2 separate regions of the Homo sapiens genome follow, and region 1 is linked to region 2. The links are chromatin loops, found by intact Hi-C in ENCODE. Cell type or tissue: sigmoid colon. All regions are shown on one strand. Links, peaks and the distances in the headings refer to the core of each region. The heading gives the core; the rest is flanking DNA. Region 1 has its middle 26 kb from the start of MIR633. Region 2 overlaps MARCHF10-DT (MARCHF10 divergent transcript).

The links. Peaks named below come from ENCODE experiments on the same cell type or tissue, not always from the same donor. Only the 100,000 strongest peaks of a DNase experiment are listed, where the experiment ranks them.
Region 1: a loop joins it to region 2, with 4 times the contacts of the local background. A loop is called at or near these places in 1 of 110 quality-filtered maps.

What each region holds. Positions count from the first base shown.
Region 1 is chr17:62,915,241-62,920,621 of GRCh38, forward strand. No RefSeq gene overlaps it. Among named protein-coding and RNA genes, the nearest start is that of MIR633, 26 kb to the right of the region's middle. In sigmoid colon, for the core only: no CTCF peak of the experiment used is centred there; no DNase peak of the experiment used is centred there.
Region 2 is chr17:62,817,228-62,822,608 of GRCh38, forward strand. The region is part of intron 1 of MARCHF10-DT (MARCHF10 divergent transcript); the gene reads left to right. Among named protein-coding and RNA genes, the nearest start is that of MARCHF10-DT, 11 kb to the left of the region's middle. In sigmoid colon, for the core only: no CTCF peak of the experiment used is centred there; a DNase peak (open chromatin) is centred at 2,774; H3K27ac peaks cover 229 bases.

The DNA of each region.
Region 1 (5,381 bases), core at 212-5,211, 98 kb after region 2:
TTCATCATAGAATGTAAGCTCTGTGAGAACCAGAACCTCGTCTTTTTTGTTTTTTGCCACATGCCCTGTACCTAGCAGGGTGCCTAGTACACGGTAGGTACTCAATAAACGTTTGTTTTAAAAATTAATGAAATATGCCAGGCGCGGTGGCTCACGCCTGTAATCCCAACACTTTGGGAGGCTGAGGCGGGTGGATCACGAGGTCAGGAGATCAAGACCATCCTGGCTAACACGGCGAAACGCTGTCTCTACTAAAAATACAAACAAAAAAATTAGCCGGGCGTAGTGGCGGGTGCCTGTAGTCCCAGCTACTAGGGAGGCTGAGGAAGGAGAATGGTGTGAACCCGGGAGACGGAGCTTGCAGTGAGCCGAGATCGCGCCACTGCACTCCAGCCTGGGCGACAGAGTGAGACTCCGTCTCAAAAAAAAAAAATAGTGAAATAAATTCATGAAAGATAAGCTCCTTGAAGTCTGGGACCATTATGACTCATAAATTTCTGTATAACTTTTCCCAACTACCTCATCACATTGCCACATTATCTTATGAGTTCTCAAAATACGGTTCTTGATGATGAAGCCATAGACAACAAATTTACCTTAAAAATCTAGGAAGAGCTAGGTACGGTGGCTCACACTTGTAATCTCAGCATTTTGGGAGGCTGAGGCAGGAGGATTGCTTGAGCCCAGGGGTTTGAGACCAGCCTGGGCAACATAGTGGGACCTTGTCTCTACAAAAAATAAAAAATTAGCCGGGCATGGTGGTACATGCCTGTGGTCGCGGCTACTGGGGAGGCTGACGTGGGAGGATTACTTGGGCCCAGGAGTTCAAGGCTGCAGTGAGCCGTGATTACACCACTGCACTTTAGCCTGGGTGGCAGAGTGAGATCCTGTTTAGAAAAACAAAACAAAAAGACAAAAATCTGGGAAGACAAAGGGACTGTTCTAACTGTTCCCTCCCTCTCCTTGGATTATGAATTCCCTGGATCTGCCACAGTGGGCTTCTTCCCAATATTTGGGCCTCAAATGCCACATTCTTGGCCTTCCTGCACCACCAAATTTAACCGAACTACTCTTTATCACCCTGTCCTCTGAGACAGGGTGTCCTGAGATGACCTTAATGTATGCTTTTATTTTAACGAAAGTTTCTGATGAAAAATTTGTTGTGATAAATCTAACAGTTACACCAACTCAATCCCCCAAATCTTGGAATCTTTCCTGGGTCTGGGGTCCAAATCTTTGAACCAATAGTGGTTGACAAGACCCAAAGCCAAAGCATTTCCTCACCCCCTTAGTCAATCACCCTGGTCTCCCTTTCCCCTTTTACCCTCTGAACTCTCGGGGCAATGAGTATTTAATGGTTTTGAAAATTCTTCCTTTCCATCAAGGAACAGTGTTAATAATTCCATCCCCTGAAGAAATTTCCAGGGTTTTAGAGTCAATATGATAAAACGCCTTTTAAAAGTGGGCTATAGGTGCTTTTCTAACCACTCTGTGTAATTCTAATAGATTGCGTAATTCCTTACAAAGGTCCTGGATGCTCACCACCCACATCTCCAGCCTAAAACTAGGTTATGAGTAAAATGAAAACTGCAAAAAAAAAAAAAAAAAAAAAAAACTCTTCAATTTTCAACTTCCCATAAAGTCCTCAGCTCGTTGCATACCTCACAGGCATGGAAATCCAGATTGTGCAAAGAGGTCAAGAACCTGAATAATTATTCCACTCGTAACCAAACAGTAATAGACACTCCCTTTGAAATTGTGGAAATTCTCATTTCCACACTAAAGCCAAGGGAACACAGCCGGGATGTGATGTCAGCAGGCAAGAAGACTGAAAGTGGACTTTGATTAATTACCTGATTGGTTCCTGCCCCACTTAGACCTGAATGAAGCAAGTCTGCCACATTGAAAGGTTTGGGGAATTTTAGGTGGAAGAGGGGTGGGATGGGACGGAGAGGCTTTATCTAGTCTGAACCATTCATAGTTTGGGAAAGTGCCCAAGTGAAAACAATTGAACACCAAATCATTTTCCCACGAGGCTGGCAGAGTTCTTCATAGACTATCAAGTTTCAACTGCTTTGTAAACTCTATGAAGACATCTTTAAGGCCCTACATTTTTCCCCCTGGAGAAATGTCTTCACTCCAAGAGGTTAGCCTAGGAAGATATCATTATCTTCAAGCCACAACAACCAATCCCCTAGGCCCCCCATCCTGAAATTCTTGAACCCTGTGCTCCACCCTAACTCAGCTCAGGAAACTGATAAGCAGCTGTAAAAATAGACGTAAAACATTCTCTCCCATTCAAATCAGCGGGCACAGTTTGCACTTTAAAAAAAATGGGGCCAGGAGGTTGTTCTTTTCCACTTTTAAAAAAGTTATGGACTAAAACACAACTAAGCAACCACATATATTACAAAGTGAATTTGTCTCCTCATTAGCTCTTACGTAGCTTATATGTTTGTATGTATGTATTCATTTAAAACTCTGTTTTATCAACATTTTAAAACATCCACAAAGGTAGAGAGACTTGTACATTGAATATAATACAGACTCAACACCCAGCTTCAATGATTATCAATGTAAATTCATTCCATTTTAATGTTCTTCTGATTAAACACAAAATCTCAGAGCACATATTCAGGGCAACTTAAATCTATGCTCCTGGGTTTAAAAAAATATATATGCACACAAAAGCTTGCCATGAGAATGTATCCATGTACAACATTTAATTTTTTATAATACATATTAATTTCTGTGGAGTTTTTGGTCAAAAGAGTAAAACTTCACAAATTCTGACTAATTAGCTACAACCCTGTCCAAACTGTTGAAAAAGTTGCCTTATATGACTTTTTATTATTTATTTATTAATTTTTGAGATAGTGTCTTGCTCTGTCGCCCAGCTTGGAGTGCAGTGGCGTGATCTCAGCTCACTGTAGCCTCTGCCTGCCAGGTTCAAGCGATTCTCCTGCCTCAGTGTTCCAAGTAGCTGGGATTACAGGTGTGCACCACCATGCCCGGCTAATTTTTGTATTTTTAGTAGAGATGAGGTTTCACCATGTGAGCCAAGCTGGTCTTGAACTCCTGACCTCAGGCGATCTGCCCACCTTGGCCTCCCAAAGTGCTGGGGTTACAGGTGTGAGCCACTGCACCCAGCCTTATACAACTTTTTAAAAGGCAATTTTATCACTTCCAAATGATAATATCATAAAAGTATTGCCAAGGAGAGTTTCTGTCAGATTTGCCTTAATAAACACACAAATGGTAACTATAACATTATGAATTATCTTTGCATGCAAATAGGTGCTTCTAAATAATTAAAGATATATTAATCAGCTTGGGCTGCCATAACGAAATACCATAGACTGTGTGGCTTAAACAACAGAGATGTATTTTTTTCACAGTTCTGGAGACTGGAAGTCTGAGATCAGGGTGCCAGCAGGGTCAGATTCTAGTGGGAGCTCTCTTCTTGGGTTACAGACAGCCACCTTGTCACTGTGTCCTTACAAGGCAGAGAGAGAGCAAGCTCTCTGATGTCTCGTCTTATAAGGATGCAAATGGCCAGGCACAATGGCTCACACCTGTAATCCCGGCACTTTGCAGGGCTGAGGTGGGCAGATCACTTGAGCTTAGGAGTTCAAGACCAGCCTGGGCAACATAGCCAAACTCTGTCTCTAATAAAAATTCAAAAATTAGCCAGTTGTGGTGGTGCACCTGTAGTCCCAGCTACTTGGGAGACTGAGATGGGAGGATCCATTGAGCCTGGGAGGTCGAGGCTGCAGCAAGCTATGATTGTGCTACTGCACTCCATCCTGGGTGACAGAATGAGTCCCTGTCTCAAAACAAAAAGGGGTGGAGCGCTAATCCCAACATGAGGGTCCTACCCTTATGAGCTCATTTAAACCTACTTACCTCCCAAAAGCCCCATCTCCAAATACTGTCACGTTGGGGGTTAGAGCTTCAATGTGTGAATTCGGGGGTATACAATTTGGTTCCTAATAAGCTTTAGACAAGTTCATCACAAACATCACAAATTCCATATTAGAGCTAGGGGGGATAGCTGCTTTCGCTACAAACAGTTTAGCTTGGAGTTTATAGTTAACTATCAAAGCTTACCTAATAATGCTCAGCATAAATGCTAAGATCTTCTGAAAGTAGAACACAAACCTGGCTTGTGTTTTTTTAAAGATCAGTGAATTTTTTTATTGACAGAAATTAGGATGCTTACCAAGAGACCTGGAAAAAATCCAGGCTTTCAAACTTCCCTTGGAATTTGCAAGTGGGTAATTCATTATTCTGCTCCTGTCCTGATAAGTCATGGTTTCTGTGGCTGCCCAGCTGTTGGTGGCTGAACTCTCCCACAAAGGTGACCCCACTGTAAAAGTGAAGTCATCGTGACTGAGCATGGCTGAGAACTCCCCTTGGGAGGTGCAGGGGCATTGGTTCTTATTATAAGAACTCTCTGACTGGAGATGAAAGTGCTTTGGGAACATGGGGCCAAACCTTTTCAACTAAGAGCAGGAAGATGGTACTTCATGAAGGGTATTTGACTTGCCAACATCCTGAGATATAACTTAAGAATGATCTATAACTGGCTGGGCGCGGTGGCTCATGCCTGTAATCCCAGCGCATTAGGAGGCTGAGGTGGGCGGATCACCTGAGGTTGGGAGTTTGAGACCAGCCTGACCAAAATGGAGAAACCCCTAAAAATACAAAAATTAGCTGGGTGTGGTGGCGCATGCCTGTAATCCCAGCTTCTCGGGAGGCTGAGGCAGGAAAATTGCTTGAACCCAGGAGGTGGAGTTTGCAGTGAGCAGAGATCGTGCCATTGTTCTCCAGCCTGGGCAACAAGAGCAAAACTCCACCTCAAAATAAAAAAATAAAAAAATAAATCTATAACTCATCATAGTGAAATATTTTTCTTCTTAAAATTTATTTTCCAGTTTTTATTTTAGAATCAAGGGGTACATGTGAAGGTTTGTTACAAAGGTATATTGCATGATGCTGAGGTTTAGAATAGAAATGAATCTGTCACCCACTGGGTAGTGAGCACAGTACCCAATAGCTAGCTTTTCAGCCCTTACCTACCTCCCTTGCTTCCCCCTCTAGTAGTCCCCAGTATCCATTGTTCCCATCTCTGTGTCCCCACATACCCAGTGTTTAGCTCCTACCTATAAGTGAGAACATGCAGTATTTGGCTTTCTGTTTCTGCATTAGTTTGCTTAGGATAATGGCCTTCAGATGCATCCATGTTGCTGCAAAAGACACGATTTTGTGCTTTTTAATGGCTGCATAGTATTCCATGGTGTATATGTAGCACATTTTCTTTATCCAGTCTACATAGTGAAATCTTGTCTTGATATTCTCCTGGAAGCTGGAAGCAGATA
Region 2 (5,381 bases), core at 194-5,193:
TATGTGCACTCCATGTTTATTGCACCACTGTTCACAATAGCTAGGATTTTGTTTTGTTTTGTTTTGAGACAGAGCCTTACTCTGTCACCCAGGCTGGAGTGCAGTGGCACAATCTCGGCTCACTGCAACCTCCGCCTCCTGGGTTCAAGCAATTCTCGTGCCCTAGCCTCCTGTACCTGGGACTACAGGCACCCAGCACCACACTTGGCTAATTTTTGTATTTTTAGTAGACGCGGGGTTTCACCATGTTGGCTAGGCTGGTCTCGAACTCCTGGCCTCTAGGGATCCACCTGCCTCGGCCTCCCGAAGTGTTGGAATTACAGGTGTGAGCCACTGTGCCAGGCCTCTGACAAAGCTAAGATTTGGAAGCAGTCTAAGTGTCTATCAACAGATGAATAAATAAAGAAAATGTGGTACATATACACAACGGAGTGCTATTCAGCCATAAAAAAAGAATAAGATTCTGTCATTTTCAGCAACATGGATGGAACTGGAGATCATGTTAGGTGAAATAAGCCAGGCACAGAAAGACAAACATTGCATGTTCTCACGTATTTGTGGGATCTAAAAATCAAAACAATTAAACTCATGTACATTAAGTGTAGAAGGATGGTTACCAGAGGCTGGGAAGGATAGTGGGGAGGGGGTGGAAGGAAGGAGGATCATGTTAATGGGTACAAAAAATAGAAGGAATAAGACCTACCATCTGATAGCACAACAAGGTGACTATAATAACTTGTCAATTAATAATAACTTAATTGTACATTTTAAAATAACTAAAAAAGGGCCGGGCATGGTGGCTTATGCCTATAATCCCAGCACTTTGGGAGGCCGAGACAGGTGGATCACGAGGTCAGGAGATCGAGACCATCCTGGCTAACACGGTGAAAACCTGTCTCTACTAAAAATACAAAAAATTAGCTGGGCGTGATGGTGGGTGCCTGTAGTCCCAGCTACTCAGGAGGCTGAGGCAGGAGAATGGCATGAACCCGGGAGGCGAAGCTTGCAGTGAGCCGAGATCGCGTCACTGCACTCCAGCCTGGGAGACAGAGCAAGACTCCGTCTCAAATAAATAAATAAATAAATAAAAATAACTGAAAGAGTATAACTAGATTGTTTGTAACACAAGGGATAAATGCTTGAGGGGCTGGATTTGCCATTCTCCATGATGTGATTATTACACATCGCATGCCTGTGTCAAAACATTTCACGTACCCCATAAATATATATACCTAATATGTACCCACAAAAATTAAAAATTAAAAAAATTTAAAAAATAAATAAACACTGACTGACAAATGCTAATGAGTGCCAGGACACTAATAGAGTGCCACAACAGAGAATATTGGGAGGAGCAGGGAGACCCTATTTACACAGGTGGTCAAAGATGACCTCTCTGTGTGAGACCTGAAGGATGAAGAGAAGCCAGCCTCCGGGGGTGGAGAAAACAGGACTGAGATGATTGTAAGGTGAGAGAAAGCTCAGGGGATTCAAGAAAGCTTAAGGTGTGGCTGGAAGACTATTGTGAGGGAAGCCTGGTGAGGTTGTGAGAGTTGGAGTCAGGTTTTATTCTAAGCACAATGGAAAGCCATGGAATGGCTTTAAAGTGTATGTGCATTCCTCTGTGCGTACGTATGTGCATGCACGTATATGCGCGTGTGTGTGTGCATCTGATATATCGTCTGGAGCATATTGTAGAGACCCATGAGAAGGTTCCCCACTAGAATTGGTAGTTATGACCTCGTGATCCCTACTACAGCCTTTGATGAAACATCAAAATGTCACTCAAGCATGAGCTTGTCCATCAGCATGAGACATGATCAAATATGAATTATCAAAGAAATTTTCCCCAGTTCTGGGACACACACATGACCAGATGTTCCATGTTGGGTAGCATAGCCTGATTTTTTTTTTTCTGATGCTGAGTTTTGCTCTTGTCGCCCAGGCTGGAGTGCAACGGGCGCGATCTGGCTCACTGCAACCTCCGCCTCCCGGATTCAGGTGATTCTCCCTGCCTCAGCCTCCCAAGTAGCTGGGATTACAGGTGCATGCCACCATGCCTGGCTAATTTTTGTATTTTTAGTAGAGACAGGGTTTCATCATATTTGTCAGGCTGCTGACCTCAGGTGATCTGCCCGTCTCGGCCTCCCAAAGTGCTGGGATTACAGGTGTGAGCCACCGCACCCGGCCGCATATCCTGATTTTTAACTTCCAGCCTCTTGTTCCAATGCAATCCTCATAATGTCCCTTACTGATGTCCCTCTTTGTTGCATCCTGGGTCTTGCTCCTTTTACTCCCCTCTCTTTTCTTTCTCTTTTGATCTCCGCCTGTCCTTCCTCTTCTCTCCTTTCCCCTCCCCTCTCCATCCTTCCTCTCCTTCTCTTCTCTCTGCCTTTCTCATTAAGAGTCAAAGTTCCTTGCCAAACCACAGCTCTTAGGTTTCTATTTTCCCGAACAGATTTCTTGGCTGGTTTTACAGACTTTTCAATTGGTTCTCTCTTCTGCTTCCATGTAGTCTCTTCTCTGTTTCCAGTCACTGCTCCTAGACACTCTCCTCCCCTCCCTTAACAAGCCTAACCCCTAGGTTACAAAGTTTGAAAAATGTCAACAGGAAAAAGGGCTCTTCCTGTAGCCCTGTAAAAAAGAAGACGTGAAGGAGTTAACCTCGAGCGACATCAGTCTCCAGCCATCAGTACAGTGAGGCAGTTCTTGAAAACCAGACAGAACAGAAGGTATCACTGTGCAACGTCCCTTCTGTGGCTCACGGCGCCCTCTGAGTCAGGATAATGAGAGAACATTCTTAAAACATGACCTAACCACGCTCTGTCCTCAAACAAATTCCTGGATGTGTGTGGAGTAAGCTCTCCCAGCAAGCCTGAGCACAGACGTGCGGGGCGGGCTTGTTAGCACTCTTCTGAGTTGCTCCCTTTACAAAGCCACCTTCCCAGCCAGTTCATTTGTATTAAAGTAAACTTTTAAAAATAACCAGTCAGTCTGTCCAGCAAACATGCTATGGGCCTCTTATGGCTGTACTTTCATAATTTTATATTGTGGCGACTGGGTCTCTGTCTTGGGGGGTATTTGGGGGCCTTTGACTTCACACTGTAGCAGGAAGAAGTTATGCAAAATTCTCGTCAGATATAGAAAAAAGGAAACAGGATATCATTCATTTCCAGAATGGAGCAGAATCACAACACAGTGATTGTGATTGCAGAGTGTCCTTTATTTCACCTACACCTGAAGTTGTGTGTGTGTTTGTGCGTGTGTGTGTTTAATACAGGCGGCTTATCTGAGTGATTTTAAGAAATTAATTTAATTGAAAAATGATTAAATTACAAAGAGAGGAAAAAGCATTTGGTTGGCATTACATGGGGTCAGAGGCCACTGCTAATGCAATATTTCATCAATTGCCTCATTGCTATTCTTTCAATGATGTGATTTAGTTTCTCAAATAGCTCTTATCCTGGCAGGCTTGCCTTAGATACATTGTACAGAGGCCTTATAATCATTACAATGTATTTACTTAAACATTTTAAAAACAATTAAGCACTTTTAGATATATTTGTGTATGTGCGTGCGTGCATGCATGCGCGTGTGTGTGTGTGTGTGTGTGTGTGTGTGTGTGTGTGTGTGTGTACATGTCCACAGAGGGATTTTATAAATGTCCGGACAAGGGTTCTGAGTGAACACTAGGACAAGTGTTGAATTTATCCACTGTAGTGCCCTTCATGCATTTCAAAGAGCTCCATGCAGACTCATGTTAAGCTTTTTTCATGCCCTTTGAATATACCACTATCTCCCTTTAATACACTGAAGAAACAAGAGGACAAAGAGTCTCCCTGTGTTCCTTATCCAAGGCCACACAACTGTTGCTGGAACCTTGAGCTTTCTGAGTGCCAGGCACTTACTTGCAGTATATCGAACGCTGGGATATGGTGGAGGTTTAGTTTGTTAAAAAGTGTGATAGCCCTATGATTGTGGGAAAAAGTTTTGACATACTTTGTTTTTTATTTTAATGCAGATCAAGTCATTATAATGGTCTTTCTCTTAGAAGGCTACTGAGGTTGGGTTAAACAGTAACAGGGGTGCTTGGGAAAGGGTAGAGCAACATTTTGGCAGCATATGAATGGGTATGTGTGCACATGGGTGGTAATACCGCATGCCCTGACCTGTCCTATGCCTCTTCCCCTTCACCTTTGTTTCAAAATGTTGTGTCCAGCGTTGAAAAATGCTGGCACAGTTTGATGCAGGTGTTTGCAACCTCCTTCACCCCAAATGCCATGGTGGTGGGGATGCTAGGCTCTCTTAGCATCCCCCTCCTCGTGCTGCATGAGGTGGGAAGGCAAAATCATGTATTCATTCATCAAACGCTGATCAAGCACTTAAGTGCTAAGTACTGTTCGAGGTTCTGCGGATTCACAGAGGAATAATATTCGGTCTTTGTGCTAGCGGGGAGGTAGGAAAGTAAACAAGGCCATAGAGTAAGCTCTACGATAGAGGTAGATGTGGGCCTGGGTGGTGGTGGGGGCACAGGGGAGATGAAGGAGAGGAAAAGGAAGGTTCTCACGGTGAGGGATGGTGAAAGGCCTCCAAGAATTGCTGGAGGCCCCATTCAGTGGTGGGTGCTGGCGCGTCAGTTCCCTCTGAGAGGAAGCATTTCTCAGCAGCACCAAACACTGGCTAGACCTTGAGCTAGATGACGTTTGTTGTCAACTCTCCCAGCCTTCCTGTCTGCGCCCTTTCCCTCCCTGTCTGGAAGGAAGCTCCCAACAGCCTTTTCAAAATCTGCTTAGGGCAGCTATGCATAATCAATATTTATTGAATCAAATTGATCTGAAAAGTATTCGCACTACGGTATAAATGGCTCATACAGGGTACACCTGGGCACATGTACCTGGAAGCCTCAAGCTAAAAGAGCTTTTGCCAGCTCAGCAGGAGAGCTTCATAGTATGTTGGAGGCTCCTACACCCGAGTGCACATTTTCTGGATGGTTGCCCACTTTTTCTGTACTTTAAGCTGGCCCTACTTCCAAGCGCCCAGCCTTACATGTTTTCCCTTCCCTGCCCACTATTGTGGCTATATGATAAGGCAGGATGAGGGCCGATAACTGCTAGTCTCAGACCTTTTGGCTAGAAATGCCACAAGACTACAGCAACAACTGCTTTGAAGCCTGGGAGAGACCAGTGATGAAAAACAAAGTTGCGGCCAGGCACAGTGGCTCATGCCTGTAATCCCAGGACTTTGGGAGGTCAAGGCGGGCGGATCACTTGAGGTCAGGATTCAAGACCAGCCTGGCCAACATGGCGAAACCCTGTCTCTACTAAAAATACAGAAATTAGCTGGGAATGGTGGTGCATGCCTGTAATCCCAGCTACTTGGGA